Regions from separate parts of the Homo sapiens genome. Here regions 2 and 3 are each linked to region 1. A link is a loop called in an ENCODE intact Hi-C map of the cell type or tissue named here. Cell type or tissue: heart right ventricle. All regions are shown on one strand. Links, peaks and the distances in the headings refer to the core of each region. The heading gives the core; the rest is flanking DNA.

The links. A loop is a pair of places that touch in the nucleus more often than their neighbours do. Peaks named below come from ENCODE experiments on the same cell type or tissue, not always from the same donor. Only the 100,000 strongest peaks of a DNase experiment are listed, where the experiment ranks them.
Region 2: it touches region 1 in a loop (4-fold over the local background); 4 of 110 quality-filtered maps call a loop at or near these places.
Region 3: a loop joins it to region 1, with 2.7 times the contacts of the local background. A loop is called at or near these places in 23 of 110 quality-filtered maps.

The regions. Positions count from the first base shown.
Region 1 is chrX:100,632,799-100,643,838 of GRCh38, forward strand. It overlaps TSPAN6 (tetraspanin 6), which reads right to left and starts at 4,008. Exons shown (of 8, transcript NM_003270.4): 1 at 3,810-4,008; 2 at 2,760-2,948; 3 at 2,380-2,454; 4 at 1,133-1,231; 5 at 607-741. The coding sequence starts at 3,896. RefSeq lists enhancers at 2,972-3,587, 3,588-4,203. In heart right ventricle, for the core only: a CTCF peak has its summit at 4,094 (motif pointing left); DNase peaks (open chromatin) are centred at 3,587 and 4,003; H3K4me3 peaks cover 1,404 bases; H3K27ac peaks cover 1,464 bases.
Region 2 is chrX:100,442,555-100,453,594 of GRCh38, forward strand. No RefSeq gene overlaps it. Among named protein-coding and RNA genes, the nearest start is that of PCDH19, 38 kb to the left of the region's middle. In heart right ventricle, for the core only: CTCF peaks have their summits at 5,440 and 7,982; DNase peaks (open chromatin) are centred at 5,417 and 7,887; H3K4me3 peaks cover 337 bases; H3K27ac peaks cover 1,202 bases.
Region 3 is chrX:100,508,076-100,519,115 of GRCh38, forward strand. No RefSeq gene overlaps it. Among named protein-coding and RNA genes, the nearest start is that of TNMD, 71 kb to the right of the region's middle. In heart right ventricle, for the core only: a CTCF peak has its summit at 4,598; no DNase peak of the experiment used is centred there.

The DNA.
Region 1 (11,040 bases), core at 32-8,031:
TTATTTCCACCTTCTGGATTATATATTTAAAAGTGTTACTTCACTTGAACCCAGGAGTTCAAGGCTCCAGTGAGCTATGATCACAACACTGTACTTCAGACTGGGTGACAGAGAGAGACACTGTCTTTAAAAAAAAATACTAAATAATAAATAAACAAAAAAGTGTTACTTGCTGGCCGTCTGAACTCAATTCTTACCCGCCCTATCTATTTCAGCTTATATTTAAAAATTAAAAACTGGCCAGGTGCAGTGGCTCACGCCTGTAATCCCAGCACTTTGGGAGGCCAAGTCAGGTGGATCACAAGGTCAGGAGATTGAGACCATCCTGGCTAACACAGTGAAACCCCGTCTCTACTAAAAAATACAAAAAATTAGCCAGGCGTGGTGGTGGGCACCTGTAGTTCCAGCTACTCGAGAGGCTGAGGCAGGAGAATGGCGTGAACCTGGAAGGCGGAGCTTGCAGTGAGCCGAGAACGCGCCACTGCACTCCAGCCTGGGCGACAGAGCAAGACTCTATCTCAAAAAAAAAATTAAAAACTGGGTCAATTTTGCATTCAGTTAAGTCTTCAAATATTGCCAAATAGAAAATTTTAAAAGGCACCTTACTTCATTGTTTACTTTGTCTGCATCTCTCTGTGGAGTACAATCTTCAAGTTTACAGCAACTCTTAGGAAATCCTTTTTCTGAGTAATAATTAGTATCTGTCCAATCTCTATAATCGGTGACACCACAACAATGCAACTGAAAAACCCAACAAAAGCATTTACAGTTTATATTACAACTTTGTAGTCAAACATTTAACCTAATATCCTCTATTGCAATTTGTGCTCAAAACATTTACTAATCTCAATGATCTCTCTCCTCAATTGATTCAAGAGATGAGCACTGGGTCCCTGATTAGCACCATGCATGACAGTTTTGTATTGGCCTTACTTTCCTGCTATAGTTGGTACTAACTGTACCTGGACTATGATGTAAGTGGGGAAGGAAGAGAACAGGTGCACATGTGAGGAAAATGAAACACGTCACACTTCTTTCCCCTACAGGTGGATAACATCTAGTAGCCAGACTCTGCTCTTTTCTCTGAGGCAACAGGGAATGTGTTCCCCTCTAGGTGGTGGTTACCACTTACCGTATTTTGGATCTTGTCTACTGCATGGCTTCTATAATCTCCTGTAGAGTTATACTGCTTCAAAGCCTTCTCATAATTATTCTTAAAGCTGTTCTTAATCTATAGCAAAGAAACACAATGTCAGTAAGAAAATCCTCTAGAAAGTTTTTGGTTTCAGGTCAAATAAGTTCTCGAATCTGACCAATGGTCATATCTTTGACAGCAGCAACATGTATAGTAATTAACTTCCATGGTACAGTCCTGTCCTCTAAGGGGTATAGGTTAGCTGAGGGGACTACTAAGCAAAACATTAAAATATATGATGAGAACCACTACAAGTTCAAAGTGCTGTGGGAATATGTATTTATCTGAGTGGCAATGCAGTATTGCTGTATTCTGCACCCTGCTAATTTTTCTCCACTTTAAACTGAGTTCAAATTCGATGCCTATGGAATTTGTAAGCTACAAAACCTTACTTTGGGAGGCTGTGCTACCACTTTATGAGAACTCTCATTAATGAGCCTTTGCTACTCACCGAATGTTATTTGAACAACCCCAAGTTTACCTGTTTTCTAATTCAGTATTAAGCTTTTTTTTTTTGAGATGGAGTCTCGCTCTGCTGCCCAGGCTGCAGTGCAGTGGCGCGATCTCGGCTCACTGCAAGCTCCATCTCCCGGGTTCATGCCATTCTCCTGCCTCAGCCTCCCGAGCAGCTGGGACTACAGGCACCTACCACCACGCCCGGCTAATTTTTTGTTTTTTTTTGTATTTTTAGTAGAGACAGTTTCACCGTGTTAGCCAGGGTGGTCTCGATCCCCTGACCTCGTGATCCACCTGCCTCGGCCTCCCAAAGTGCTGGGATTACAGGCGTGAGCCAACGCGCCCGGCCCAATATTAAACTTCTGATGATTTGCATTAAGTATATCCAATCTTTTCAAAATGCAAGGCATAAGAAGGTTATCAATTTTGTGCTTTGAATATTTTCCTATCAGCAAAGTTATAAATTGTACTATCTCCGTTTTAATAGGTATTTATACACAGAAAAACGACAGGGAATATAAGTAAGTAATTTTCTTCTGGTGACTATCAGTCTTTACAATTTTCTAAATTTTCTTTTAAATTAGAAGTGGACCAGAATTTTTACAAGAAGGCCATTATTGTCAGCTACAGGTTTAAATACAGAGGTCTGACTCTTCTACTTTAATAAATCCATTTTTATCTCTCAGAGGATAAATGTAACATGCTAAGCTTCCCTAATTCAGGCTTACCTCATGTCTGAAAACAAATCCTACGATGGCAGCGACCAGTTCGACCAAAAAAACGAGAGTCAGAAACATTGCATACTGCAGGATAAGAAAGAAAGTCCAAGTCAGCATAAATAAGATATAGCACAACTGCAAAGGGAGTCAAAGAAAAAATAATGGTCGTCTTCTCAATTAGTTCATCATGTTTTCATTGAAAAGGGCAGGGAAAATAACAACATGTCTATTTTGAAAGTGGAAACTGGCAGCTGAACTGTTACTTGATAAGTTTCCATAAGGAACAGGAAAAATTGTAAAGGGCCATGGCCAGTTCCAACAAAGGAATTCTATAACATACAAAACTTTTCTAAAACCAAGAATCAATTCTAATGAAAACAAGGACTCACCAGTTTTAGCATCCATGCAGAAGCTCGGCAGGTAGCAAAACAACCAAAGGTGCCCAAAAGAATAATGACGGTACCAGTAGCAATGAGCACGAAGGGGACATTGGTGGCCTTCTCATTTAAAAGAGAAAAGTAATTCTCCAGGCTCACCTTGCCCCAAATGCCAACTGCAAGAAGGATAACGCCAGTGATCTATGTGGGAATTCAGAGAATACAAACAGTTACGCACTGTGTACAGCAGCATCTTCAAATCACAACGCATGAGGTATTTAAGGCACAATAGGTGTAATATGCTGGGATACGGCAGACAAGGGGGAAGAGTAGAAGGGGTTAGGGGGGGATCTGCACACAAGAGCAGGCTGTGGACCAGGTATCTTATCAAAATTCTTAAAATTCATCTTTTTGTGTGTAAACACAAGCCCATGGCATATTTGCCCTAGGGATCAAAACTTCCTTAACTATCTTACTCCAACCTTAGGAAGAAAACCTTGAAGGGGAAAAAAAAAACGTGATTTTATGAGTTCCAGAAACTTCCCCCGTCCTCTCCAGGTAGGGATGGGCACAGGGTACAAAGGACTGGTACACAAAAGCAAGCCCAAGGATAGACTGGCGGGAGTGGAGGCATACCATACTTACCTGCGAAACACTCCTCTCTTACGAAGCAGTGAAAAGAAAGACACTATTATGCAAGTGAGCCCTCAAAGGGGCCGGGCAAGCCTTGCTTGCCTTTGCAAAGGTCCAGGGTCACCGTCTGCGTGCTCTGGGGGCTTAAGGCCCCACCTCGCCTCCCGTATCGAACTCGAACGCTGGTACGTCTGGGTCCCAGCTCAGCCTCTCGGCTGCCTTCGTCCCGCACTCCGACCCCAGCGCCGGCGAGATGCCTGAGCTCTTTGTTCGGGGCCCAGTCACTGGTCGCCGGCGTCGGGGTCCCAGGCGCGATGGCCGCCCAAACCCCACACCGTTCCCGACCTGAGCTCCCGCCGCTCAGGGTCACACCCCCCACAACTAAAAGCCCGGGATCCCCTGCCGGCCCCAGGCGCCTTCGTCTCTCACCCAGAAAATAAAAGTGTAGATTAGCAGAACGCTCTTGAAACAAGTAATGACTGGTTTAGTCTGCAGTCTCCGAGACGGGGACGCCATGACTAGCCCGAGACCCTGCACCACCGCACCGGGCGATTGGAACACAGAGAGCGAGACGCGGAGTCCCCGAGTCTCCCCGGAAACTGCCGAAAACTTACGAGCGTCCACAACTGAGAAGGGCCGGAAACACTGTACAATTTTGTAGAGGGTAAAGTATGGGAGGCTGTCCGGAAAGTGGCAACAATTTCAGAGCGCCCCCTGCCGAAGGTTACCGAAAACTATATACAAAGGTTCTAGTGTCGGAAATTTCATAGGTCTTCAAGTGGAGCTTTCTTCATTGTTTTTTTTCTATCCTAAGGAATCTTTCCCGCCCCCCACCCCTCCCCTCTCCTTATAACTTCACCATATTGTTTCTATCACCAGCAGAGCCCGCAGCGCTCTGAGATTGGGCCTCCCTGGCCCCTGGTGCCCTAGAGAGAAGGAAAAGAATGAAGAGGTTAAAAGCGACCTAAGAAAATACATGGGAAAATACCCACAAGAAATATATTTGCAAAAAGAAAGCGGATTGCAAAGCAATACATACAGTCACGTGTGCTTAGACAAAAACTGAAAGGAACAGTGAAATTTACCTCTGGTGGAATTAGGCTGATTTTTTTCTCACTTGTGTGCTTTTCAATTTGTGAACATTGTTTTATGGGTTAGGAAGGGGAGATGTGAATGGAGGAAAATAATCACCACTTGTTGAAAGAATTTCTAAGCTAGGTATTAAAGATAATAATGACTTTAGAATTTACCTGCAGGACTTTGCAAAACCCCAGTATTCCTCTCCTTTTTTATCCCCTAAGTAATTGGAAAGTTGAGGGAAAGTATTTTTACATAATAGTGAAATGTAAGTTCAGCTATTCGCTGTAAACTTTTAAAAAGAGAGAGTGCAATGGAAAAATCCCTGGTGAGTGTGACCTCCTCTTAAATGTTAAAACAGAAAGGCACTGTACATTCCAGCCACCTGGTTTTTCCCATCAAAACCCAGCTGATTACAGAGAGATTAAAACCTAATGTTATATATTGTGAATATATTGGTCTATGTTGTTACAACACAGGAGGTGCGTTAAGGTCTGATTTCTCAACTAAAGCGTCAGCTCTTTGAAGGCAGAGACTGAGTGTTAAGTGAGTTTGTGTTATCTCTAGAGGAACGGGGTTAGAAGGCTGTATCAGTTCCCTATGCAATCCAACCCTTCATCATTGACACAAGCTTAATATCACAAGTGGCTATTTACTCTATTGCCATTGCAAAAAGACCTGCATTTGTGGAGGAGAGATGAATACTCAAACTTTTCTGCTTGAAACGTTGCTTTAAACATACACCTCAGGACCAGAACACAGGAAAGTTCCATTGACTTGGTCACACAGAGCTTCCCTGTGCTTCGAATATTGACCTAGGACCAGTTCCTATAACATCTTGCCAGACGTCTGAGGTGCAAGGCAGCAACTGTTGGAAAATTAATTATTGCATTGCCAGGCTTTATACTAAAATTTTTACTAAAATTTGAAAGGCCTAATACACAAATACATGGAGAGAATGGATAAACGATACATCTACATACACCTTCAAACACTTTGAGGTAAAGTCGTTAGGAAATACCAAATATTCAACATGGTGGAGGGGGGTGTCTAAGTATATGCAAAGATTTCTCCCTAGGCTAAATGACCCCAACTGAAGGGTTCTTATACTAAAAACAAGGATCAAGGGAAGTCTTGATAACTTCTTGTCATCTTAAAGAGAAGTTTCTCTGAAACTTAGATATGTACTGAAAGGGATTTACAGTGTGAGCCCAAGAGCAAAGAAATATGTCTGTAGCTGAAGAAAAAACAAAATAGCAAAGCAAAAGCCACATCTTATTTCCAAGAATGTGTTGACTTTCCTCCTCTCCCTTCCTCTACCACTCACAACGCTGCTTTGTTTGAATAACACTCGGTGCCAAATTAAACCAAATGCTGACATGGAAATTCATATTCCTATGGCTACAACACCTTGCACCATTGCCTCCTACTCTGCTACACCCACTTCCATCTCCCCACCCCCACAATGCCACCAAACCGAGAAATTCAATTTAGTTCAAACCTAGGCCTGGGTTTGGGTACAAACCCAGACCAAAGGGGCATCTAATCCCGTTTAAGGCAATTTAAGAAGTATTTCCCTAGGCCACTAGATAAATGTATTCTTTAAAGTATTAATAATGACTGTGATAATAAGTATTGACTGTATACCAACCACTATTGCTAAGAGCTTGATACACATTACCTCGTATGCACACATCACAAGAACCCTATTATGAGGTTGACACACCTAGCACCTTCATTTTACAGATGAAGAAACAGGTTGAAAGAGACCAAGTAAGCTGCCTAGGACTAAACCTGGGCAACTTCTGTGTCTTTCATCAGAAATGGGGCCCACTTTGTGATGAAACATAGCTGCTGTTGTACGTACAGCTGCCTCTGCGCAGAGTAACCTGAGTAAAGACTGCTGTTGCACAGACATTTAACCTAAAACAAGGACTCCTCGGAGCCTCTGAAGCTTAAGAACCTCAATGATTGCCCCAATTCTGCCTTGCACTTGGGGTTTTTTGGTTGAGTTTGGCTTTTGCCTTCACTCCAATAGCCCAGCCACCTAGGAAGTAACCCTACCTGCCCCAGAGTGGTAAGGCAGAGAGTTCAGTACTTTTTCTTGTTCAACCTCTTAATTTCTCCCTCTTTCTGAGCACAGAAACACAATTTGATGCCAACAATGTAGGAAAAAAGGAAAATACTTTAAGTATTGTTACTGCTTGTTTTACATGGAACATTTAGTAGCCCCCCTTCCCAATTAATTTCCTGTAACCTTCAAGATTAGGTGTAAATGTTTTTCATTGCTAGACATCAGGCAAGGGAAATGACATAAACAAGGGCTCACTGTTAAGTCAGACCTCCCTTGTGCCACCTCCAGCCTCCCTCCATCCCTACCAAGCCCCTCATCCCAATACAATCTCAACTGATTTCCTACTGCTTTTCCAATGTGAATTTTCTGCTCTGTACCAGGTCAGTATGATCAACCCCCCAATTAAACAAGTCCTATTCCCTAGTCCCTGCCCACCCTCAACTTCACTCATACTTTCTGCTTCTACTGAATATCCAGTTCAATCCCAACTCAGTAAAAAGTCCCTCCTTCCTCACCTCTTTCTCTAACACCATAACTGTCTTAACTACACACTCACTCCCATTAACCCAGCCCTTTAGTCAATTACTGCAATATCTGCTTTGCATTTCTACTTACCTATTCTACATCCTACCGTCTAGATGTTCAGAAACTACTGAAGAGCTAGTGTGGCAGGGCCCCTATGCCCCCTTTTATACTCTCCTCAGTACCCTAGGACATAATGCCCAATTGATGAGTTCATTTTCTGCTCGGCCAATCCCTGTTGAGCTGATTGCTCATTGAGGTCATAACTGGTCTCTGGGAGCAACCACATAGTAATTACTCAGGATTGATTGTTGAAATTAAATAAAAAATTAAATGTCTAAGCCATCCCAGTATCACACTATAATAAAACAGAAAAAATTAAATTGAGTACCTAGATAATGTCTTGGGACATTCCTCTCTCTCTCAGGAACCACTAAAATAATAACAACAACAATAATAATAATAATAAACTGTATCGCTGAGTGTACATCTTATCTCTTATTCACATAATAACTTTACCATTTTCATTTTCTAATCCCTTTTCTAGCATCCCTTCAATTACCTTTGGCTAAGTGCCTATCATAGAATTTAAAGGCGCATCCTACTTATTTTCTTAATATCTCATATTTTATGTTACAGCCATCAGATACCTCATTATTTAAACAGTTAATTCATATGTACAGTTTTAAAAATCCATTTCGTTAATGGAATATCTCTTTATTTCTATTGTCTCTTGTGCATTCCCATTCTCCTTCTCTGAAATTCTATTCTTTGTCTATTTTTATGCCCTTGTTTTCCATCCACTCCTTTCAGATGCTCTGTGAAACCTTTCCTCCCTTTCCATCCCTGATCTTGCCTTCTTCAAAAAAGCTCATAATATACAGTTTGGGACACATAGACATGATAAATACTTTTTTTTTTTTTGAGACGGAGTCTCGCTCTGTCGCCCAGGCTGGAGTGCAGTGGTGCCATCTCGGCTCACTGCAAGCTCCACCTCCCGGGTTCATGCCATTCTCTGGTCTCAGCTTCCCGAGTAGCTGGGACTACAGGTGCCCGATACCACGCCCGGCTAATTTTTTGTATTTTTAGTAGAGACGGGGTTTCACCGTGTTAGACAGGATGGTCTCGATCTCCTGACCTTGTGATTCGCCTGCCTCGGCCTCCCAAAGTGCTGGGATTACAGGCGTGAGCCTCCGCGCCCAGCCATAAATACTTTTAAATGGTATTAAAATTGACAATTCTATGTCCATTTTCTAAGAAAGTTGTTTCTAGTCTAGCCTTGTTGAGCTTTCCTGAGATCTCAACTAGGGAAGTCAGTTTCCATATCTAATATTTCGTAAAACAATACCTTATTTACTGCTGAGGGGCTTCATATTAAAAGTCTTAAAGTTGAAAATGGTACTGAACTTTAAGAAACTTAAGAAATTGAGTATGCCTGGATGCTGTCAGTCTCCTTATCCACCTTTGTCTTATCCTCCCAACCAAACCATAAAGAGAGGTGTTTTATTTTACTTTGTAGCCTCACAGTATCTAACGTTGTGTTTTACACACTGAGTATGTGCTGCAGAAACATTGGGGTTATTATAATTAACCTCACTTGTTTTGGGTGAGCTCTTTATATTATTAATCCCAATGCTTTGCAAGAATGCTGTCTCTCTCTTCTGACATATCCCCTTACTTTGATCTCCCTATGATTTCCATATTCTCCCCCTTCACTTTCTTCTTTAACCTCTCTCTGGAACCCTTCTGTCCCACTGCTTCCAGCTTTCAGTGGGATTGAGGCCTTACGCAGCATCTTCACCCTGGCATGTGCTAGGCTTTGTGTTGGATGGCTGGGGATATGAAGAAGACTAGGATAAGGTTCTTGCCCTTATAAGCACTCATAGTCTAGTAGGAGTCAGAGATAAGTAAAGAACAATGCCAATAAGTGTGAAAAGTCCTAAAATTGAGATATGTACAAAGTGCTGTGAGAGAAAAGGAAGGCAAAGTTAACCATCTTGGGCTGGGATGGGCTGGGGGAAGGTTCCTAGCAGCAAGGGTGGGTAGAGTTCCAACAAGCCAAGAAAGGAGGGAAGGGACCATGGAGCAGAGTGAACACGTCTGTGCAGAGGCTCCAGGGTGTGAAAGGAAGAACAAGAAGCTCAAGGAAGAGCATGAGGCAGAGGGTGTCCAGAATGAGGAGGCATGGGGTGAATGCTTAAAACTAGGCTAAGGACATAGGTGGGGTTTGCTTGTGAAGAACATGGTATGCAATGCTAAGGAACTCAGACCGTACACTATGCCAAGAGGGAGCCAGTGAGGGGGGTCTAAGAAAGAAAAAACTCTGGTAGAATGTATTACTTTGCTTGTTCCCTCTCTCTCTCATATTCCTCTCTCTCTCTCTCTCTCTCTCTCTCTCTCACACACACACACACACACACACACTCTCACATACTCAAACACACAGACACACACATTTAATATATTCACTATTTTCTCACACACGAGTTTAAAATAAACTCCTATATCTGATTTTCTGGCCCTACCCTATTTATTCAGCTTTGTTTTCTATCTTTCCCTGAAACCTCTTAGCAGTTAGCCTCTCCCTCCTCTGACCTAAAGGTGAACTCTTGTTGATGGCATTTCCTTTGCCTGAGGCTAGACCAAGGCCCACCTCTTCTCAGGTGACCCCCTCCTCTGACTTCCTCCTAGCGTCCTTAAAGTCTGTAACACAGCTTTTGGCAGTCTATTACGGTAGGGAGTTGTATTGTTTTCTAATTGATTGTGTCCCTCTTCTCTCCCCTACTAAACATAAACTCTGGGAGCTGGAGAGTAAGCTCCATAAGATCAAGAATCACACATTACTTGCTCACCACTGTATCTGCAGTGCTTAGCTTATAGTAGATGACCAGTAAAGATTCCCTAAACACACACAATTGTAATTAAGAACATGCTTGTTTGATGTCTGTCTCCTCTGTTCCATGAGGGCAGGGATTTTTGTCCATTTTGTTCACTGATGTTTCTCAAATACCTAGAACCATATGTGGCACATAATGGATGCTCAACAAGTATTTGTTGAATTAATTATGGATTACAATGCCTGGGATTTTGTCTGTCTTGTTCACCACTACATCCACCACTCTTGACATGGTAGATACTTGATAAATTTATGGAATGAATAAGGCCATGACGATCACGTCTTCTTCTTCTTCTTTTTTTTCTTCTGAGACGGAGTCTCACTCCCTCGCCCAGGCTGGAGTGCAGTGGCGTGATCTCAGCTCACTGCAACCTCTGCCTCCTGGGTTCAAGCAATTCTCCTGCCTCAACCTCCTGGGTAGCTAGGATTACAGGCGTGCACCACCACGCCCGGCTAATTTTTTTTTGTATTTAGTAGAAACGGGGTTTCACCATGTTGGCCAGGCCGATCTCGAACTCCTGACCTCGTGATCTGCCCACCTCGGCCTCCCAAAGTACTGGGATTATAGGCGTGAGTCGCCGCGCCCAGCCACATCTTCTTTACGTAGCTATTACACTGTTAAGCAAATGGTAGACACTCAATACATATTTGTCACAGGTGAATTGGAAATGAAGCAGGCTCAGGCTTGCTTTTGAACTTTGTATTCTCATAAGTACAATTCTTCCCCTTATGACTGAGAAGGGGTTACCAATTTGCTTGCATACACAGGAGAAACACCCTTTCTACAACAGCTTAAAATTCTTCCTTCTATAACCACTGATTTTCCAAGAGATGGAAATGTCAACCGTGAGGGGAGGGAGATTGTAAGTAGCTGCTCTGTGCTATGGCAGAATAGTCTCATTATCAGATACTAAAATGAAAAAATCTTGCTGAGTGAAATGTAGCCCTCCATCAGAGACCACTGGGAAGCAGCTAGATTTGCTCAAACAGCCTCCCAGTAAAGCCTCTCCAGGCATGCTTTCCCTCCATTCTTAGTGTGGGAAATCAGTCTTGATCCTTCGGGCAAGAAGTACATGTTTTTTGTTTTTTGT
Region 2 (11,040 bases), core at 1,441-9,440, 190 kb before region 1:
TGAAAGATAACATGTGGAAATGTAAAATAGTGCACCCACTTTGGAAAACAACCTGACATTTCCACAAAAGGTTAATTGTACAGTTGTCATGTAACCCAGCAATTTCACTCCTAGGTATATATGCAAGAGAAATGAAAATAAATTTGCAGGCAAAAAGTTGTACACAAATGTTCATGCCAGCATTATTCCTAAAAGCCAGAAAGTGAAAACAACTGAAATGTCCGTCAACTAATGAGTGGATAAAGTAAGTATAGTTTATACATACACACAACTTCATTATACATACAGTGAAATATTACTCAGCCATAAAAAGGAATGAAGTACTGATTGATGTTGAAACATGGATGAACCTTGAAAATATTATGCTAAGTGAAAGCTTACGTATTGTGTGATTCCATTTATATGAAAAGTTCAGAATAAGCAAATTCATAGCCAGGAGCTGGTGAGAGGGTGGGAAGTGGAGAATGGGAAGTGATTGCTAATGAGTACAAATTTTCTTTTTAGAGTGATAAAAATATTCTAGAATTAGATAGTGGTGATGGCCGCACAGCCCTGTTAATATACTAAAATACATTGACTTGTACACTTTAAATGAGTAAATTTTGTGGTATGTGAATTATACCTCCATAAAGCAGTTTCTGAAAAAAAGGTAACATGAAGCCTTTGAAAGAAGGGTCAGTCTGGAATATATATGGTCCACGGGAGTACTTTTATCTTGGGGTATTCCCTACACACCCCAGAAAAACTTTTTCTTTATCAATTTCTCCCACAAGACAGTTAAATGTTTTTCCTCATTTCCTAAAGGAAATGTCTGCATTTAAATTTGAAGAGAAAAAATTAAATCAAAGATTAGCTTTCAGAAACAAGCTTAAATGTCTTTTTTATAGTTTCTGTGTTGCTGTTGTTTTTTTTTTTTTAATTATAAAAGTAGCACATACTCACTGTATGAAATTTGGGAAAGACATAAAATCCTGAAAAGAAGAAAGTAAAGATTATCTGTCATCCTACCACCCAGACATAATCATTGTTAACATTTAAGTGTATCTTCTTCTAGTCTTTTAATATACTTTTGTATGTGAAATTGAGATTATATTTTGTATACACCGCTTGGTATCTTACTTTCTTACTTTAATATTATGACATCATGAACATTTTCTCATTTCAAAACATGATTTTTAATGGCTACATAATTTTCTATTCTATGCCTATACCATAATTTATTTAACCAGTTTCCAATCTGAGGGTATTTAGTTGCTTCCAATTTTTGCTGCTTCAATTGTTTGTGTAGCTAAATCTTTTCACACATCCGTAATTATTTTCTTAGGATAAATACCTAACAGTGCAAATGCTGGGTCAAAAGATATGCACATATTAAAGCTTTTGGTATGTATTCTCAAATTGCCTTTCAGAAAGTCTACACCAATTAATACCTCCACTAGAACTGTATTTGAGTGTCTGTTTCTGTCTTAACCAGGCCAACACTGGCTATGGTCATTTGTTTTTAATTTTTTTTTTTTTTTTTTTTTTTGAGACTGAGTTTCGCTCTTGTTGCCCGGGCTGGAATGCAATGGCGTGATCTCGGCTCACGGCAACCTCCACCTCCCGGGTTCAAGCAACTCTCCTGCCTCAGCCTCCCAATTACCTGGGATTACAGGTGCCCACCACCACGCCCGGCTAATTTTTTTGTATTTTTAGTAGAGATGGGGTTTCACCATGTTGGCCAGGCTGATCTCGAACTCCTGACCTCAGGTAATCCACCTGCCTTGGCCTCCCAAAATGCTAGGATTACAGGCGTGAGCCACAGCACCTGGACTGTTTTTAATTTTTTAATCCTTGTCAATATAATGTGTTAGGCATTAATGAAGCACATGATTTCATTGTTATTTTAAATAGTGTCTATTGGACATTTTTATTTCTTTGTCTTGTGTGTGTGTAAATGGTTTACTTCCTTTGTCTTTTTGTCTGTTATGATGTTTGTGTCTTTCTTATTAATCTGTAAGAGCTCTTTATATATTAATAATATCATGATATTAAGTATTTGTCTATCATATGCACTTATCCTTTAAAAAGCATCTCCACCCTCACGGTACTATTGTACTTCTCTGGAGTCTTTATGTCTTCATCAGGGCAAGGTTTTCCAAAATCCAAAGAGGAAAAAGGACATAAACATTCCTTTTCCTTTCTTTGGTGCACAGACTGGAAGATATAAGGAACCCATAAATGATCTTAAAAATAAATGGACCACGTTATTAGAGAAATAATTCAGTCTCCCCATGGATCTATTAATGGTGTCTATAACACCTTTTCTCCCAAGTCTCTCTGGGCACCTAATGCCTGTTCTAAATCAATAGCCTTAGAGGCTGCAGGCTTGCCTAAACCTTCCCTTTACACCAACAACTCAAGCTGAAGCTTTTTTCATAGTCCTGGGCACTTTAACACTTGCTGGTACTTAAAGAGCAAACTCTAGAGATTCGAATCACTAAGTCTAATTACAATGAAAGGAAAATTTTCACTGAAAAGTTAAAAAAAGAAAACCATTACCAAGTCAAATGGGATCCCATTCTCTTAACCGCCTGATAATGTGGATTAGACTGTTTCCAAAACCTAACTTTGGAACCACAACTATGATTTAGGGGGAGAATCTGTCCTTCTTACCACCCAAGAAGGAAGAGCCCTTGGGAGCTCCGTAGAACATGCTCATTTCTGAACTGTGTATAGGCCTGGAGTACAGGGGGACTTGGCTTTCTTACATTTTGTTATGGTTTTAGGGGCACCTAAAGGCCCTGAGGTTCAAATAGTCGTTTTGTGATCTGCTATGTACTGAATTGTGTCTCCCCAAAATCCATACATTGATTCCCTAACCCCCGCTCCCCATGTGATGATATTTAGAGATGGAGTTTTTGAGAGATAATTAGGTTTAGATGAGTTAATGAGGGAATGGCCCTCAGAGGAAGAGACACCAGGGCTATCTCTGTCTGCCAAGTGAAGTCATAGCAAAACGGCCACCGTCTGCAAGCCAAGAAGAGAGCCCTCACCAAGAACCAAATTGGCTAGCACTTTGATCTTGGACTTTCCAACCTCCAGAGCTGTGAGTAAATAAATTTACATTATTTAAGCCACCCAATCTATGGTATTTTGTTACTGCAACTTAAGCTGACTAAGACATGTCCACTGATTAATGCCTGAAATCCTACCATGAGTATAGGCTAAACATCTAGTGTTCAGTTCAAATACAAGCAACTACATAAAGGAAGTTTCATGAGTCATAGACACCTCAGTCAGAGTGAAGGGTATTTGGCTCCTTCCACAGGCATAGGTGTGGGAGAGGCACAGGGAGTGGAAGAGAAAACAACTGTACAAAGTGTCTGAGGAGGGTAGATGAAGGGGATACTACCACAATGCAAACTTGATCAGTTAATAAATCTGCCCAAGTCCAGCAGTGACAAGAGATAACTGCAAATACTACTCCGATGTTGCTTCAACGGGCACAAGTGAGTAACAGTTTTTTCCTAACAGTATTGCCATTCCAGTGCTCCCTTTGACCTAGATAAGCCTCCTCTTCACCCTCTGAGGCAAGGAAACAACACAGTATCTAAATTTATCTTATAGCTTCATAACAGAATCTTGTCACATAGCTCTATCTATGGACCAGGGACAGTTCTAAGTGCTTTACATGTATTAACCCATTTATATTTCACAATCACCCTATTGGGGTAGCTATTATTATATTCAATTTATAGATAAAGAAACTAACAGATAAAGAAGAGGTAGAGCTGAGATCTAAATCTAAGTGTCGGGGGACTCCAAAGTTCCTATTCCAATCCATGCTCGAAGGCCATTTGTCCATTGCTAAAGAGACAGCATTCAAAGCATTTAAGCCAAAGCATCATTATTACTATTCCATTTCTGATTTGGTGCTATATCTTGGGTGTTCTTTTAGAAGTTATTGAAATGGCGGCAGGGAGGATGAGGAAAAGCTTTTTGAAAGACTTAAAATGATTGGAAGCACAAACTTAGAAATCAAAACAGGCTTGGAATCATGTCCTAATTCTGCTACACACTAGCTCCATGAATGTCAGCAAGTTACTTAACATCTCTGAGCTTCGGTTTCTTCCTCTGCAAAATGGATTTAATAATAATAATCCCTACTTCACAGGGCTAATGTGAAGATTACATGAGTTAATATGTGTAAAAGACTTATTACACTACCTAGCACCTAGCAGACACTCAATAAATATTACATAAATATATTACAAAGCTGGAGAAGACTTCAGAGCTGCACTAGAGTTTAACTTCAGTTTGATATTACTCTGAGTGGCAAGAAAAATACACAGGCACCAGCCCCACCAAGTGGGGCAAAGCCTCCTCTTGAAAAACGGGGCCAGGCAACAACTGCTCACAGAGCCAGGCTCAACAAATGGCAGCTGCAATGGTGACCAACAGCACAATTTGTATACTGACAGGAGGGGAGGGAATGGGCGCAATGTCCTACTGAAGAGTAGCTCTGTCTTCTCAGTCACACCCAAAAAGTATCCCCTTCAAAATCAAGTACAAAGCTATCAGATACTCTTCATCTTTAGCTTATCTTATTTATGAGAAGTTTGTTTATAAGGCTTGGGAACTTGAAATTCAAATTTAGTTTCCCTATCTTCAGAGGTTCAAGAAAAGATAACTAAAATCATATTTATATTCACAGACAAAAATTCTAATTAATTCATAAACACAGAGTACGGTATATTGTAATATAATGGCCAAAGAAAATAGATCCAAGTAGACTTCAGTTGTTGTCAGTTATAGGTTGTGTGACTTTAAACTAGTAACTTAACTTCCCTGAACCATTTCCTATAAAATCAAGGACAGTAGTGGTTGCTACAGGTAGTAAATAATATGTTGGATGTGAAAGTGCTTTGCAAACTCCAAAGGATATACAAATTGTGATATGCTAATAGAGTCAAACATATGCAAAGAAAAAATATTAAAAATTAAAATTGCTGCAGGAGTAGTTAAAAACACAAGAAAATATCACTGAATTACAAATCATGTATTATTCATTTATTATTACTATTGTTTTGACTGACAAGGTTTTAGGAAAAGCAGGCAAATGGCAGCAAGTGAAAGAGCATAGAGACCTGTGGAGAAATTCTCAAGAAAGCTTGTGGGCAGTTTTTACGACTGTAGATGGCACTAGCTCTTCAGAATGTCTCATTTCTCTGTAAAATACATGGCTTCTCTTTTTCTTGATTTGGGGTGGGGAGAGGATAAAGGATTACCCACGATGAAGGGTTCTCCAAGACCCCAAAGGAAAGAAAAGTGTATATAGGCACGTTATAAACTGGAAAGGACGAATACTGCGGCCATCCTGACTCCTCCCAGAATGAATCCCACTCTTAACTCTCTGGATCCCTTGCCCCAGCTGAGCCCAGGCAGCCAGGGTTGCATTACTGCCATGTGGCCACTAGGGACACTCTTGGTGTCCTCCTAAATTTATAGAAATTAGTGTAACCAGAGGAAATTTTCTCCTTAGCTTTTCTGAGATAGACTAAAATTTTTGAAAAGTGACCTCGCAGAGAAGCTAAGGAAAAAGAATACTGAAATAGGCAAAACAATTCAAAAACAGAGAGACCAATGAGTTTAGAGAGCACTAATTTTGTGCCTCTGCTTTTATAAACTCTAATTACATAACTTGGCAGTTATCTACTAAATTTTACATGAGCATATTCTCCAGCTGAGCAGTTCTACTTTCAAGTCTCTATCCATAGAAATTCTTGCACATCAGCAGAAAGAGGCATTTATAAGTATTCTTGCTGTAGTACTGTTTGTAATGTCAAAAGAAAGAATGACAGAAATGGAAGGACAAAGGGACAGAAGGTGAGAAGAAAGGAGAAGGCATAAAAGGGGACCATTTACATCAATTGGCTTGCCCAAACAATAAAATATAGAATACTGTTCAATCATTTAAAAGGAGATAGATCGGTTCATACTAACGTAGAAAGAGCTATAACATATATTGTCGCGTGAAGAAAGTAGGCTGTAAAACAAAGCATACAGGAGGATATTATTTATGTAAAAAACCACAAAACCAAGCAAGATAGATATAGATATAGATATAGACATATATATAGTTAAATTCATATACAAATTTCTGAGGGGATGCATATCAGATTAGTGGTGGAAGGTAGTTCAAAGATAATTTTTACTTTATCATCTTTGGGTATTTTTTTAAATGAGAATGTATTTCATATACTTATAGTTTCCCTTTTAATTTAGAAACATAATTGTAACTTCCAGCCACGAGAACCCAAGGTGGCTTATGATTGGCACCATAACAGCCCAAAGCCATCCTCCAATCAGTTCCCGTAGGTTCAGATTGTCCACTGTGGTCCAGACTGCATCCTACTTCAGAATGGCAGCCTCAACCGCCTTCCTAGAGTCTTCCCTAAGGTTTGGTTGGAATTTACCTTTCTGTTGCTCTTAAAAGCATTTATACATTCACTATTTGTTCAAATCCATCAATTAATTTTTGAGTGCCCACTATTTGCTACGGGCTGAGAGTAAAATTGTAGATAAAAACAGACATGGCCCTTTTTTATGATCCAGAACTTAGAGTCAATGTTCTTGAGTGGAAAGAGCTTGGGCTCAGTGCCAGGGTTCAGTTTCATCTCTACATCACTTGGGACAAGTATCTCAGTGTCCTCATCTGTACAGTGGGAAAATAATGCTACTTACTTGCCAAGTTTGAAGTGAGGATTCAATGAAGTAGTGCAAGTAACTCATGAAGAAAAGCACCTGGAGTATAACAACTGCTTGAAGAGTGTTAACCTCTTTCCTTCCTTCTTCATATTTTCCTGCATTCAACTTTTTAAAAGAATATTAGGTGGAGCTGGGCCAAGATGATGGACTAGAAGCAGCTCATGTGTGCCACTCTCACGGATAGAAAACAAAAGGCTAGTGAATACTGTCCCTACAGCCTGATCATCTGAGAAACCATGTTGGGATTCATCAAGGCAGCAGGGGAACACAGAGAGCAGAGAGGAACGAAGCTGGGCCCCACGTTGCCTAGACTCAGTGTGGAGCTGGGAGAACCTCTCCAACATAGGAAAGGGTCAGTGAGTGAGATCCCCCAGGGGGATTCACATTCCCCACAGGGACCTGTGCAAGACTGGGAACAGGATAATACCACTGGTTCCCCTGAACCACCCCCGCACCCTGCTTCTAGACTGAGGCAGAGAGCCACCTGGATGTTTTGCAGGGGCAACTCTCCAGTCCAAAGGGACCTCTACAAGCCTTAGGCCTCAGAGTAAACAAGCGCTGGTGCCATAGCACCAGTAGAGGCCACCGTTGCCATGCCTGGGAGCAGTAACATTACTTCACCACCCCCCTTGCGAGACAGGGCTCAGTACCAGCTTCCAGGCCAGTGGTCCCACTTTTGTTTGAACTTGGCCGGCCACTCCACCCAACTCCGCCATTGGCAGCCAGACGGGCAACACTTGCTAGAGCTTCCCGCACAGTGGCCTGGCTTCTGTGTGAACTCAGCCAGAGTGGGCAGCTTCCAGTTGTCCCAGGAAACAACTGGACAGCAGAACGTACAACGCCACCTGCCCCCACCACTGGGAACCAGGAGGGCAATGCCTGCTAGAGCTTCTAGCTCAGTGGTCCTGCTTCTGTGTGAATTCAGCGAAAGTGTACAGCTTCCTGTTGTCCAGGGAAATACCCAGAACACAGAGCACATGGCCCCACATGCACTCAGGCACCGTAGTCCTCCTACAATGTGAACTCAGCCAGTGCTCACAGTTGCCTGTTGTCCCAGGAAGCACCCAGACACCAGGGTAGGTGACCTTACCCCTGCTGCTGCTAGCCAGGCAGGAAATGCCTCCTAGAGCTTGCAGGCCAGCAGTCTCGCTTCTGTGTGAACTCAGCTGGAGGGTGCAGCTTCCTGTTTTCCTAGGAAACTCCCATTTGGCAGGGCAGGCGTCCCCTGCCTGTAGCCAGGGGAGCTATGCCTGCTGGGGTTTCCAGCCCAGTGGCCCTATTTCTGCCTGAATTTGCCGAGGGCTACAGCCATGGAAACACCCAGACAGCAGGGCAGACACTCCACCCACCCCCACCTCTCATAGCTAAACAGGCCAAACCCACTAGATCTTCCAACCTAGTGGACCTGCTTCCACCTGAACTCTGTGGGCAGGCACAACCCTGTCTCTTCCCAGGAAGCACACAGACAGCATATTAAGGCCTACTTGGCAAAAATAAGGCTTGTCTGCCAATTGTGGCCCCTGTGGGGAGCCCCGTGGACCAGAACACCCCAAAAAAGAAACACAGGCACAGAGACAGTAATCAGAGGGGGCTCCTCCAAGATGGAGGAGTGGACTAGAATCGTAGCTAGTCAACTGAACCCACCTTATGCCATAATCAAACCCTCAAGGGTATCAAAGAAGAAAACAGAAAAAAAAAATCCATTCAAAAGATGGCAACTTCAAAGACTGAAGGAACATCAGCCCACGCAAATGAGAAAGAAACAGCAAAAAAAAGTCTGGCAACTTGAAAAGCCAGAGTGCCTTCTTACCTCCAAATGGCAATACGAATTTCCCAGCAATGGTTCTTAACTAGGCTGAAATGACTGAAAAGTCAGAAATAGAATTCAGAATATGGACAGGAACAAAGATGATCGACATACAGGAGATAGTGGAAACCCAATCCAAGAAATCTAAGGATTAGAGTGAAACAACACAGCAGAGGATAAAGCAAATGACCATTATAAGAAAAAAACAAACTTGTCTGACAGAGCTAAAAAACACACTAGAATAATTTCAAAATGCAATCACAAGTATCAACAGCAGAATTGACCAAACTGAGGAAAGAGTCTCAGAACTTGAAGACTGGCTCTCCAAAACAACTCAGTCAGGCAAAAATAAAATACAAACAATAAAGAAGAATGAACAAAACCTCTGATAAATATGGAATAATGTAAAGACACCAAATCTATGACTCATTGGCATCCCTGAAAGAGAGGGAGAGAAAACAGGCAACATGGAAAACATATTTCAGGATATAATGCATGAAAATTTTCCCAGCCTCACTAGAGAGGCCAACATTCAAATTCAGGAAATGCAGAGAACCCTTGCAAAATACTAGAAGACCATCCCCGAAACACATAGCAATCAGATTCTCCAAGATCAAAATTAAAGAAAATAAGTTGAAGGCAGCAAGAGATAAGGGATAGGTCACCTACAAAGGGAACCCCATCAGGCTAACAGCAAACCTGTCAGCATAAACCCTGCAAACCAGAAGAGATTGTGGGTGTATTTTCAGCATTCTTAAAGAAAATAAATTCCAATCAAGAATTTCATATCTAATCTGACTAAGCTTCATAAGTGAAGGAGGAATAAGATGCTTTTCAGACAAGCAAATGTTAAGGGAATTTATTACCACCAGACATGCCTTACAAGAAGCACTTAAGGGAGTGTTAAACATGGAAAGGAAAGACTGTTACTGGCCACTACAAAAACACACTTAAGTACATAGAACAGTGACACTAAAGCAGCCACACAAACAAGTCTGCATAATAATGAGCTACCAACATAATGACAGGATCAGACTGCACATATCAATACTAACATTGAATGTAAATGAGCTAAATGCCCCAATTAAAAGGCACAGAGTGGCAAGTTAGATAAAGAAGCAATGCCCAATGGTATGCTCTCTTTAAAAGACCCATCTCACATGCAATGACACCCATAGACTCAAAGTAAAGAGATGGAGAAAAATTTCCAAGCAAACAGGAAACAAAAAAAGGCAGGGGTTGCTATTCTCATTTCAGACAAAACAGACTTTAAACCAACAAAGACCAAAAAAAGACAAAGGAGGATTATATCATAGTAAAAGTTTCAATTCAATAAGAAGACCTAGCAATCCTAAATATATGCATCCAACACAGGAGCACCCAGATTGATAAAGCAAATTCTTAGAGACTTATGAGAGACTTAGATAACCACATAATAATAGTGGGAGACTTCTACACCTAAATTGGTACCTAGGGAGTGGGGTACTGCTATAAAGATAACCTCATGTGGAGGTGACTTTGAAACTGGGTAATGGGCAGAGGTTGAAACAGTTTGGAGGGCTCAGAAGAAGATGGGAAGATATGGGAAAGTTTGGGACTTCCTAGAAACTTGTCGAAAGTGCTGATAGGGATGTGGACAATGAAGCCCAGGCTGAGGTGGTCTCAGATGGAGATAAGGAACTTACTGGGAACTGGAGCAAAGGTCACTCTTGTTATGCTTTAGCAAAGAGACTGGCGGCATTTGCCACTGCCCTAGAGATTGGTGGAACTTTGAACTTGAGAGAGATGATCTAAAATTGGAACTTATGTTTAAAAGGGAAGCAGAACATAAAAGTTTGGGAAATTTGCAGCCTGACAATGTGACAGAAAAGAAAAACCCATTTTCTGGGGAGAAATTCAAGCCAGCTGCAGAAATTTGCATAAGCAATGGGGAGCCAAATGTTAATCACCAAGACAATGGGGAAAATGTCTCCAGAGCATGTCAGAGACCTTCACAGCAGCCCCTCCCATCACAGGCTGGGAGGCTAGGAGGGAAAAATGGTTTGTGGGCTGGGCTCAGGGCCCCGCTGCTTTGTGCAGCCCAGAGACTTGGTGTCCTGTATCCCAGCCAGCCACTCCAGCTCCAGCTGTAGCTAAAAGGGGCCAAGGTACAGCACGGGCCATTGCTTCAGAAGGTGCAAGCAGTGTGAGAACAGACTAATACATATGGAAACACCTGGATGTCTAAGCAGAAGTTTGCTGCAGGGGTGGAGCCATCATGGAGAACCTCTGCTAGGGCAGAGCAGAAGGGAAATGTGGGGTTGGAGCCCCCACACAGAGTCCCCACTGGGGCACTGGCTAGTGGATCTGTGAGAAACAGGCCACCATCCTCGAGAACCCAGAATGGTAGATCCATGAAGAGCTTGCACTGTGCACCTGGAAAAGATGCAGACACAACACGAGCCCATGAAAGCAATGGGTTGGGCGTGAGGCATAGAGGGCTG
Region 3 (11,040 bases), core at 1,155-9,154, 120 kb before region 1:
TCCCCATGCTCATCAACTCCTTACCCCAGCAGGACTTTGGGGTGGCCCACCTACACAGGCATTCTGGACTACTGCAATTGATTATTGCAGTGATTGAAGCAAGCAGTAATCATTTCAAGGCCACACAGGAATGAGAGGCAGGAATGAGGAGAAGCAGGAATAGAGTTCAGAAAGTTTTCCTCTGTCCTATCTTATCACTGCTGCCTCTGGATCCTCTGCACCAAGCGACAGTCACCCAACTTTCTACACACACCAGGTCAAGGCAGCATGAAGTATCCCCAGAGGTTTCTCACAGTGCTATTGCTTTTGCTGCTGATACTGCTGTTTCTAGAATCTATGTTTCTCTCCAGCTTCTACAGTTTCTTCAGAGTTCATTTTGGGGAGGGAAACAGCAACTCCTTTATCAGGAATTGTAAATATCACTCTTATTAGATGATGCTTACTCTGTGCACAGAACTTTACTTGCCTTATGTCATTTGATCCTTTCAACAACTCTATGAAGTACATGCTATTGTTATACCATGTACATATGAGGAAACTGCAGCACAAAAACGTTAAGCAACATGCACGAGATCACACAGCTGTAAGAGATGGAAATAAAATTTAAACCCATTCAGTCTTAATTTAGAGAACACGATCTTTGTTCATCATCAGATACCCAGTGATTAGCAGATTGTGAGTACTCAAAAAGATTTGTTGAATATTTGTCCAATAATGAACGAATGGATGGATGGTAAAAAAATTACACTATCAGACCGGGCACGGTGGCTCACGCCTGTAATCTCAGCACTTTGGGAGGCTGAGGTGGGTGGATCACTAAGTCAACATATAGAGACCATCCTGGCCAACATGGTGAAACCCCGTCTTTACTAAAAATACAAAAAATTAGCTGAGCGTGGTGGCATGCACCTCTAGTCCCAGCTACTCTGAAGGCTGAGGCAGGAGAATCACTTGAACCCAGGAGGCGGAGGTTGCAGTGAGCCAAGATCATGCCACTGCACTCCAGCCTGGCAACAGAGCAAGACTCCATCTCAAAAAAAAAGAAAAAATACACTACTAGCTTCACCAGCAATCTTATTCCTCATGTTTTCCTCTGTTTGATTGCCTTAGTATCTCAAAAATATACTATGAGGCCAGTCTATGTATCTGCATAGTGCATTCTACTTTTAGTTTTTACCATTTAAAGAAACACATTTGCATTTCTAATAAATAGAAACACTTGCCTTTTGATTTTTCTGAGGCAACAGAGGTGACAAATTCTCATTACCAGAGCTCTATCTCAAAAGCTGGCTTGTTTGCTCACTTTGATTCCTCATGGAAGTAGATTCTTCAAAAGAAAGAATGTAAATGGCCATCAAACATACAGCAAAGATGCTCAGACTCAACAATTATGAATGAAATATATATTAAAAGAATGCCAAAATACCATTATTCAAACTGGCAAAAATTAAAGCACTGAAATACCCAGTATAGGTAAGGGTTCTAGGAAACAGACTTTCTTATACATTGATTTGTTCTTTGGAGTTTAAGTTGGTACAGCCTTTTTAAAAGAAAATTTGATAAATTCTAACATTGAAATGTGCAGACATGTTGACTCAAGATTTTCATTTCTAGAAAATTTATGCTACACAAAAGCTTCTGTTGTACAAACATATCTGTTGTAGCATAATGTGTATAAAAACTGGAATAAGTGAAATTTCTGTTAATGAGAGAATGGTTACATAGATTAAGACAATGGAATACTATGGGGTCATAGAATGAGAGAAACCTATATGTATTTACATGGAAAAGCATCCATGATATTGACCAATGAAAAGTACAGAAGAGCCTATAAAATATTATTCAATGTTTATAAGCCAAAACTAATTTATATATGTCTGAATATATACATTTTTGATATGCATATGAAAATTCTGAAGTTATTCCAATCTATCAATAATAGTTACCTCTGGGGAGTAAGATTAATGGCATGGTGGATCCTCACTTCTGTAACACTGAAATTTCTTCACAACGTAATAGCTCTTTTGTAATTTTTAAACATGTATATCTGGAAGCAAAGAAAGAAAAAAGGAAGGAAGGAGGACTAACATTTGCTTAGAATCCTCACTAAGATCAAAAAGAACTACATTTGAAAAATAGCCAGGAATCATAAGGCCTTTGTTTTATTTGATGTCTTCTAGACTTGAGCTTATAGGGAAAGCTCTCTAGGCCATTGAGCACAAAGGTTCTTGTAAAGAGCTCAATCCCTCCTAACAGAAAACTCGTGTGGTTTTATGTTGTCATGCTAGTGATTAGGGCATCCCACACCCCTTGGGGAGAGAAGAAAGTGTGACAATTGCTTTAGCCCTTGAAAGAAAAATGGATTTAAATGCAAAAGGAAAATTTTCTCATTTTTTCTTATGTTAATTATTTGAATATATACATATACATGTACATATACATGTATGTATGTATCAGCAGGAACTATCTTCCCTCAGCCACACATGAGAATGTATCCCCAGTTGTCAGAGGTTGCTGGCCAGATCCTTGCTATTCCCAGTGTCTAAAGTTAGGCAGATAAGGGGCCGTGCAAAGTTATACTGAGAATCTGAACAGATGAATGATCCAAACACTGAAAGAAGAGAAAAGGCCAGGGTTCTGGTGGAGGGTTGAAGAGGCAGCCTCTTTTTGCCTCCAACTCCAGACTATGTGACCATCTCATTGTTAGACCTATGTTTCTCATAATATGTCTTGAGGGAAAAAAGTCTAATCTCATCTTAAAGACGAGTATCCTTCTTGGTAAGACTATAATAGTGTATTCAGTCAGCACCCTGACCTTTCTTGCCTTCACCTAGCTGAAATGTGTAGTTGTATAATTAACCAGAAACCAATTAATTTATGCAACTCTTTACCATCACTTTCATTTTCATAATGAAGACCATTCCTACCAATTCTGACCCTCACAACGGCAATAATCAATATTAAAATTACACGGCTTAGCCTGAACAAAGGATGAGAAAAATAATGAAATAAATAAAAGTTAACAAACACCAAAAAGCACAACTTATGTTGTTACAGCCATATTTCTTTATATAACAAGAATCATTTTCAGAATAGCAGAGACTACAGTTTGACAACCCCTTGTGTGAGCTATTGGCCTGAAAAACACAGCCTTGTAATTATTTAAGGGAAAATGGGCATGGAATTTAGACAGAAGGAATGTCCAGATAAGTCCATATTTGGAGAATAAAAACAAAATACTAGATTACACTGTGTAGGTATGATAGACCCGTACTTACCTGGGAAAGGTAATAAAAAGTTGGCACAAATAGGATGCCAACAGCGTAGTGTATCTCAACAATTCTGGAGGCAGGAAATCTTCACAAGGTAATATATTTGATTTGAGCTTTTTCATCAGCTGTACTAAGTGAAGAATCATTACTTGTGCCCAATCATTTAGGAGTCTGGAGTCTTCAAAGCTCAAGGAGTAGGGGTTGGAGGCCCTTTAAATTCTTGCTAATGTGTGATCCCCAGACTAGTAATATAAGCATCACCTGGGAGGTCATTAGAAATGCAGAATCACAGCCCCCATTCCAGACATAAATCAGAATCTGCGTGTTAACAAGGTGCCCAGGTGATCTGAGATGTGCTGCTCTGGATGTTAGCTGGGAGTTGCACTTGCCTGATTTCAAGCACCAGAGCCATGTCTCCAGTAGCTAAATCCCAGCATCTACCCCTATTCCTAGTCTGACAGCCAAACTCTTAGGAGATAGAAGTGCACAATGGTATTAGCTGATGGTCTGATCAACCAACATTTATTAAACTTCTACTGTGTACCCAGCCAAGGGTTAGGCCCTTAGAGAGACAAAAGATGAAGCCCCCTATTTTCAAGAACTGAATCTTCTTGCTGGGGGAAGAGAAGAGAGGCATATCCATATGCCAATCCACTTCCTCACCTTCTCTCCCTTTCTTTCTCCTATTCTAGCCACAACAGAACTGATCCCTGTTCTCCAAACGTGCCCTGTGCTTTTCTGCCTTCGTACTCAATATTCTGTCCACCTGCAACTTTTCCTGTCCACCCCATCTTCAACTACATACACCTCAAAATCCAGCTCCTGCCTACCCTAAATTACTCTGCCTACCATCCCCCCAGAGTGCATTTCTATATGCACCTTCACCATTATCCGGTTAACACTTGGCTTCAAGCTAGCTGAAAAGATTGACGTTTTTTGAAGCTAAAAAGAAACTTCAGGTGGAATTTCCCATTCTCCCAGCTAAACATAATAACCCTCTTAATGCTTGTACTTAGGGTGATCCTAGAACTGTCTCTTCTTCCAAAATGTTTCAGTTCATTGCCAAAGCACTGTTGAGGTTAAAGATTGTTAAAATGTCTCACCTAGCTTAAAATCAAATTTTAGGACTTCATCAAAATTTGAAATGTTTTATTCAGGGATCAAAATATTGGTCCCCAAACACTGGGCTTCTCCCAAAATATTTCTCACTCCCCTACATGGCTTACACAAAGAAACAAACACACGAACACACACAAACTCAGAGGCCCAAAGCAAGTCACCTGCATTGTCAAACACTGGGTGTAATTCTCAGTGAATACTCTAGATGGTAGCATTGTGCATTTTATTCTCCTATTCTTTTCATTGATTTTTCTAATTCATCATTTTATATATCAGGAAAGACATGTGTGGAGGGGGAGAAAGGTCAAATATTAATTTAATATTAATATGAATCTATAATTAGTTGAAAATTAATAACAATATTAAAAACTTTTCCAACATTTTGTTGCCTCTTAGGCCAATTTCCTGACTCCCTTTTCCCTATTGCTCAAATTCTTGGTTGACACCATTGACTGACTCCACTATCTCATATCGCACTCACTTTCCAACCCTTTGCCATCTTCCCTACCCAACCCTTCTAAAATTATTATTTCATTAACCTCCCCAGTGATTTCCTACTAGCTAAACCCAACTGCCTCTTCTTAGGGCTCATCCTAATTCATTTCTCTGAAACATTTGCGAGGTAATTAACTTTCTCCTTTTTTTCCTCGCAATTTTCCCAACTTCTTTATTTTGAAATGTTTCAAACCTACAAAAAATTGAAAGAATACCACAAAGAGCAGCCACATACTTTCACTTAGATTGACTATTTAACCTGTTACCATACTTCCTCCATCCTTCTTTCATTCTCCCTTGCTCCCTCTCCCTCCCTTTCCAACTTCCCCTCTCTCTTTCCAGATATCATGGCACTCTAGATACTTCAGCATACGTTTCCTAAGTTGCAGATATTATTATACTTGAACCTTAAGTTCCTCAACATGCATCTCGGGAATAAGTACATCCTCCTACGACACCTCCTTCTTGAAATTCTTTACTTTCCTTTCCTACCATTGATTCTTCTTCTACCTCTGACAACACTTTTCTAGAGGCCTAAGGTAGAGAGGGTGGAGCAGGGCAATGAGTCTGGCCCTGGTTTAGCCAAAAATCAACTCTGTGATTTGAAAGAAAAAAAAATTTGCTTAATTATAAAAATAACACATGTCCGTTGTAGAAAACAGGGGAAATACAAAGTTTAAAGAACATAAAAACCATCTAAACCTACTATCTAAAGATGATTACTCGAAAAACATTTTTTTAGTCTTTCCCAAAGCATAATCTATTTTATACAGTTGAGCTGGTATGATAAATACAATTTTCTATCCTGTTTTTTCACTTAACATTGAAAATAAGCATTAAAAACTTTCCATAAAACATTTTTATTGGCTGAATATTATTCTATTATTTTGTTCAATGTAATCTTGAAGAAAAGATGAAACTTCCATTTTAAAAATGAGCAAAAGGCTTAAAGAGCAATTCATAAATGAATACAAATGGCCAAAAGTTTATGAAAAAAGTATTTAACTAGTAATAAAAGATAATTTCAAGCTAAAATGACACCATTTTTATCTATCAAACTGACAAAAAATGTTTTTAAAAAAGAAATAATAACCATGGTTGGAAAAAATGAGAGGAAACAGACAAATACTACTGATTAGAATACAAATTAGTATTTTTTTTTGGATAAAATTTGCAGTGCATAATTTTGAAAACCTTAAAAATATACATACACTTTAGCAAATATGTTTGTAGGAATTCATTCTAACAATATAATTGGGCCATTGCACCACAATACATGCACAAAGATGTTCATAACTGTGATTTATTACAGATTGTTTCCAATCTATTGCTAAATAAAAATAATATGAAATTAACTAAGTAGATTATCGCACAACCATACAACATAATACTAAGCAGCCACTAAGCATATTGTTGAATAATAAAATTACAAGAAAACTATGGGCTCGGATGGGTGGCTCACGCCTGTAATCCCAGCACTTTGACAGGCCAAGGTGGGCAGATCACGAGGTCAGGAGATCGAGACCATCCTGGCTAACACGGTGAAACCCCGTCTCTACTAAAAAATACAAAAAATTAGCCAGGCGTGGTGGTGGGCTCCTGTAGTCCCAGCTACTCGGGAGGCTGAGGCAGGAGAATGGCGTGAACCCGGGAGGCAGAGCTTGCAGTGAGCCAAGATCGTGACACTGCACTCCAGCCTAGGCGACAGAACAAGACTCTGTCTCAAAAAAAAAAAAAAAAAAAGAAAGAAAACTATGATTTTTCTGTTACATATTTCTATATTCCTTGAGGTTTTTCCAATAAACATGCATTGCTTCTGTAATGAGTAGAAAACAAAGATTTTTAAATATTGTAGAAATATTTATTAGCATGAAATATATTAACAATAAATTGATGATTGAATAAAACCATTTATAGAAAACATGCATTGTATGATGCTATTTTAATGGCTTTAATAATATAATTTACACACCATAAAGTTCATCCATTTAAAGTGAACAATTCCATGGTTATTAGTATATTTACGGAGCTGTGCAACCATCACCATGATCTAATTTTAAAACATTTTCATCATCGCAAAGAAAGTCCTCTCCCATCCTCCCATCCCCATCTTCAGCCCTAGACTACCACTAGACTACTTTTCATCTGTATGGATTTGCCATTGTAGAAATTTCATATACATGAGATCATACCATATGCAGTCTTGTGATTTCTTTCATTTAACAGTATTTTCAAGTTTCATCCATGTAGTATGTATCCGTAATTTAATTTTTTATGAATGAATGATATTCCATTGTGTGGATATAACACATTTTATTTACCCATTCATCAGTTGATGGACATTTTGGCTTCTTTTCATTTATCAGCCATTATGGATAATGCTGCGAGTTTTTGTGTGAACATGTTTTACTTTTTTGATAACTAGGAGTGGAATTGCTAGGTCATATGTTTATACTAGGTTTAACTTTTGGAGAAACTGTCAAACTGTTTTCCACAGAGACTGCACCATTTTACATACATACCAGCAATGTATGAGGGTCACAATTTCTCCACATTCTCACCAGCACTTGTTGTTATCTATCATTTATTATTGCCATTCTAGTATGTATGAAGTGGTATCACTTTATGATTTTGATTTTCATTTTCTTAATGACTAATGATATTGAGCATCTTTTCACATGCTATTGGCCATTTGTATATCTTCTTTGGAGAAAAACGTCTATTCAAACCTTTGCCTGTTTTTGTTTTTAAAAATTGAGTTGTCTTTTTATTACTGAGTTCTTTACATGTTCTGGATACCAGTTCCAAGTCTTATATATGACTTTACAAATATTTTCTCCCAGTCTGGGAGCTATCTTTTCACCTTTTCAATATCATTTAAAAGACAAAAATTGTAACTTTAATGAAATTCAGTTATCTTTTTTTTTTTAATGGCTGCTGTTATTCGTATCATATCTAAGAAAATGCTGCTTAACCCAAGGTCACAAAAAATTTACTCCTATGTCTCCTTGTAAGAGTTCTATACTTTTACATCTTACATGTAGGTCTATGATCCCTTTTGAGTTAATTTTTGTGTATGGTGTACTATGGGGTTTCAAATTTACTCTTTTGTATATGGGTATCCATTGTCTCAGCACTATCTGTTGAAAATGCTATTCTGTGTTCAGTGAATTGTCATGGTCCCTTTGTAAAAAATCAATTGATCATAAATATTAAAGCATATTTCAGCACTTTCAATTTTATTTCATTGATCTATATCTCTATACTATGCCAGCATCACATCTTGTTATCTTTAAGCTATATTAATGAAGAGAAAAAGACTGAAAATAAATGGATTAAATCATCAAAAATAAAATATTTTATTGCATGTACGTACCATATGTATTTAACTACTTTCCTCTTCGGGGGCATTTTAAGCTACTTACAGACTTTCACTCTGGTAAGTAACACTGTGATGAGCATCCTTCCACAAACCTGCTGTATTTCAAGTTACTTTCTTAAGATAGATTCCAATCAATGCACCCATTCAGTCAAGAGTAAGAGTGTTTTTAAGATTCTTTAGATATATAGATGAGAGAGAGAAAATGAGAGAAAGAACAAGAGGAAAGAAGGAAAGAAACGTGTGTGTTTGTATGTATACATACATGTCAAAATTAATTTACATATAATCTGTACCAGTTTACACCCCCAACAAGATGTATTACTTAGAGAAAGTCACCCATATTCTCTGTGTCTCAGATTTTTCATCTATCCAGTGAAAATTTGTTTACAAGAATGTTAGAAGCATCAAATAAAATCCTTGTTACAGTGGAGCTATAACAAGTTTTTAAAGTTCTGTAGACATATAGGGTATTGTTATTTCCATTTATTTTGTCCAATTATGATCAATATGCATTTAGTGAGCATCTACTTCCTGCAGAGAACTATGAGTGGCACAAAAATAAAGCAAAAATTAATTAAAAATTAATTCATTGACAAGATGGTAAGCTACTTGGAGACAGAAACCATATCTCATAGAGGATATAAGAAAAGCATTATAGTACAAAAGAATATGATAGCTGTTACAACAGATGTTACAAACACAATCATTTGGATTCACAGAAGATGAGGAGATTAATTTCAGCCAGGGAAATGAGAAAGACTTCCCAAAAGAGGTAGTATTTAGGGTAGGAGTGGAAATTTGATGGAGGTTGTCATGTTGGGTTGTCACGTTTCATTAAGAAGAACATTTCTGTAAAGAGCTAATTCTTATGTTTATTCTATTTTTTATTCCATTTCTGATTGGTTTTTCTTATTCTTATCTTTTCCCAAGGTTAAGATTTTATTTACCTAACTATAAAGTTAGGATTATCATGCCATACCTGGAGTGGTTAAAGATACCTCCTGATGATCAAATACTCAGAATACAGAGACTTCGTTGTGCCTTCCCCAGCAAGTGGACCCTAGGTTTTTATGCAATTGAAAAGGCCCATTTTTATAGTTTGATCTCATCCACCATATAAGGAACTGTCGAAATTATTGGCTCAGACTGATCAGATATGTTTTCATTTGTTGTGACCCTAGTCTTATTACTGTCATAATCAAAATATATCTGTTCTTCAATAATATTGACATTGTCTTGGGAAATAATTATCTATGGGTCTCACACATTTCTGTATCGCTTGCAAGCAGAGACAATGATTATTTTCAAAGATTTTTGTATAGCAAAGAGCCATGAAAGATGAGATAGTGTCTCTCTCTAGGACAAAGGGCAAATTTGCTTATTGTTCAGTAAAATATAAGTTTCCCTCCCACTCTGCTCCTGTAGATAAGGTCCCCTAGCCAAACAATCTTCCGTATTGAGGGGATAAGACACACAGTTTTTGCTTATCCCTGAGTGATTGGTTTCAGTTTCCTGCTATCTTTCAGAATTATTGAAACAAGTCAATCACATCCCCCACGAGAACTGGGGGGCACCTTATCCTCTTGATACTACAAAGCTTACCTTCTAAAGCCTCTGGCTGTTAACTCTATTCCCACATGTCATCCCATGTGGCCCTGCATGTCATGTGGTGTCCTTCTCCACTAGGCTGTGAGTATATATGACTAACGAACTGTGGTGGACCTTACCTGTCCAGTGTTGAGTGTTAAGTGTTTGGTCATCTTCGTAACCCTGGAGCAGGAATCCGCCTTTATCAATGGGTTAAACAGGAGGTGGTCAAGACATCCAGAATAATAAAGATAATGTTTCCTTTTAGAGTAAATGTTGAGCATATTTATATGCAGCCAGTTTTAAAAGATTTGGTTCCCTACGTTCAGGATCCCTGGGCTGTGATGCCACTGTGTTCACAGCCTCTATCTAGCCCCCTCTGCATCACCCTGTGGGAGTTAGAGGGGAAGGGCAAGGGGTGCTGACATGAACACAAAGCTCCTGCTGTTTGCTGTGCAATGAGTAATGAAATCCTTTGCCTCTGACCCAGAAGTTTCATATTTTCTCCGAGCATCCATAAAACTGGCATGCAAGTAGAGTAAAATCTCAGACCCTTCATAGTTCTTGACAAATTGTACAGCCTGATAAAATTACCTTGCAATTTTCTTGAGTGTCTCTTCTTTATTAATCAACCAATGTGTAAGTGCATTTTGCAGTGATTCTGAGTGGTGTTTGGTCTGTTTCAGTTTAAGTTAAAGCCTTTGGTCAATCTGGTTCACTGATATTACAAGTGTTCTTTCTTATGGATTATTAAGACCCACAATATTGACATCCACTCGTTTAAAAATATCATTGCTACCACTGGGACACCAATGAATGAACGAATGGATGAATGAATGAACAAGTCACTGAAATCATTGAATCGTTGACTGTTTCCTGTAGTAAAAGAGTCTTAATTAAATAAAGATGGAATTTTGGGGAATGTACACAGGAGTTCTTATTATTCAAATGTTCATTATCAAAGTCTACACAGTATGTTCCTGCAGAGAGCAAAAGTTTCCATGACATATAAAGTGTTTATTAATGAACTAGCCATAGTAAAATTACAGCCCATTTAAACATTCCTCTTTGACTAACACTAGTGTCTATCCCTTGCCATTGCAGCAATGATCTTTTCTTCCTGTAAATATCCAACATCGTGCAGTGAAAATTTGCAAAGTGAAACTGAAAATTTTGTAAAAGATG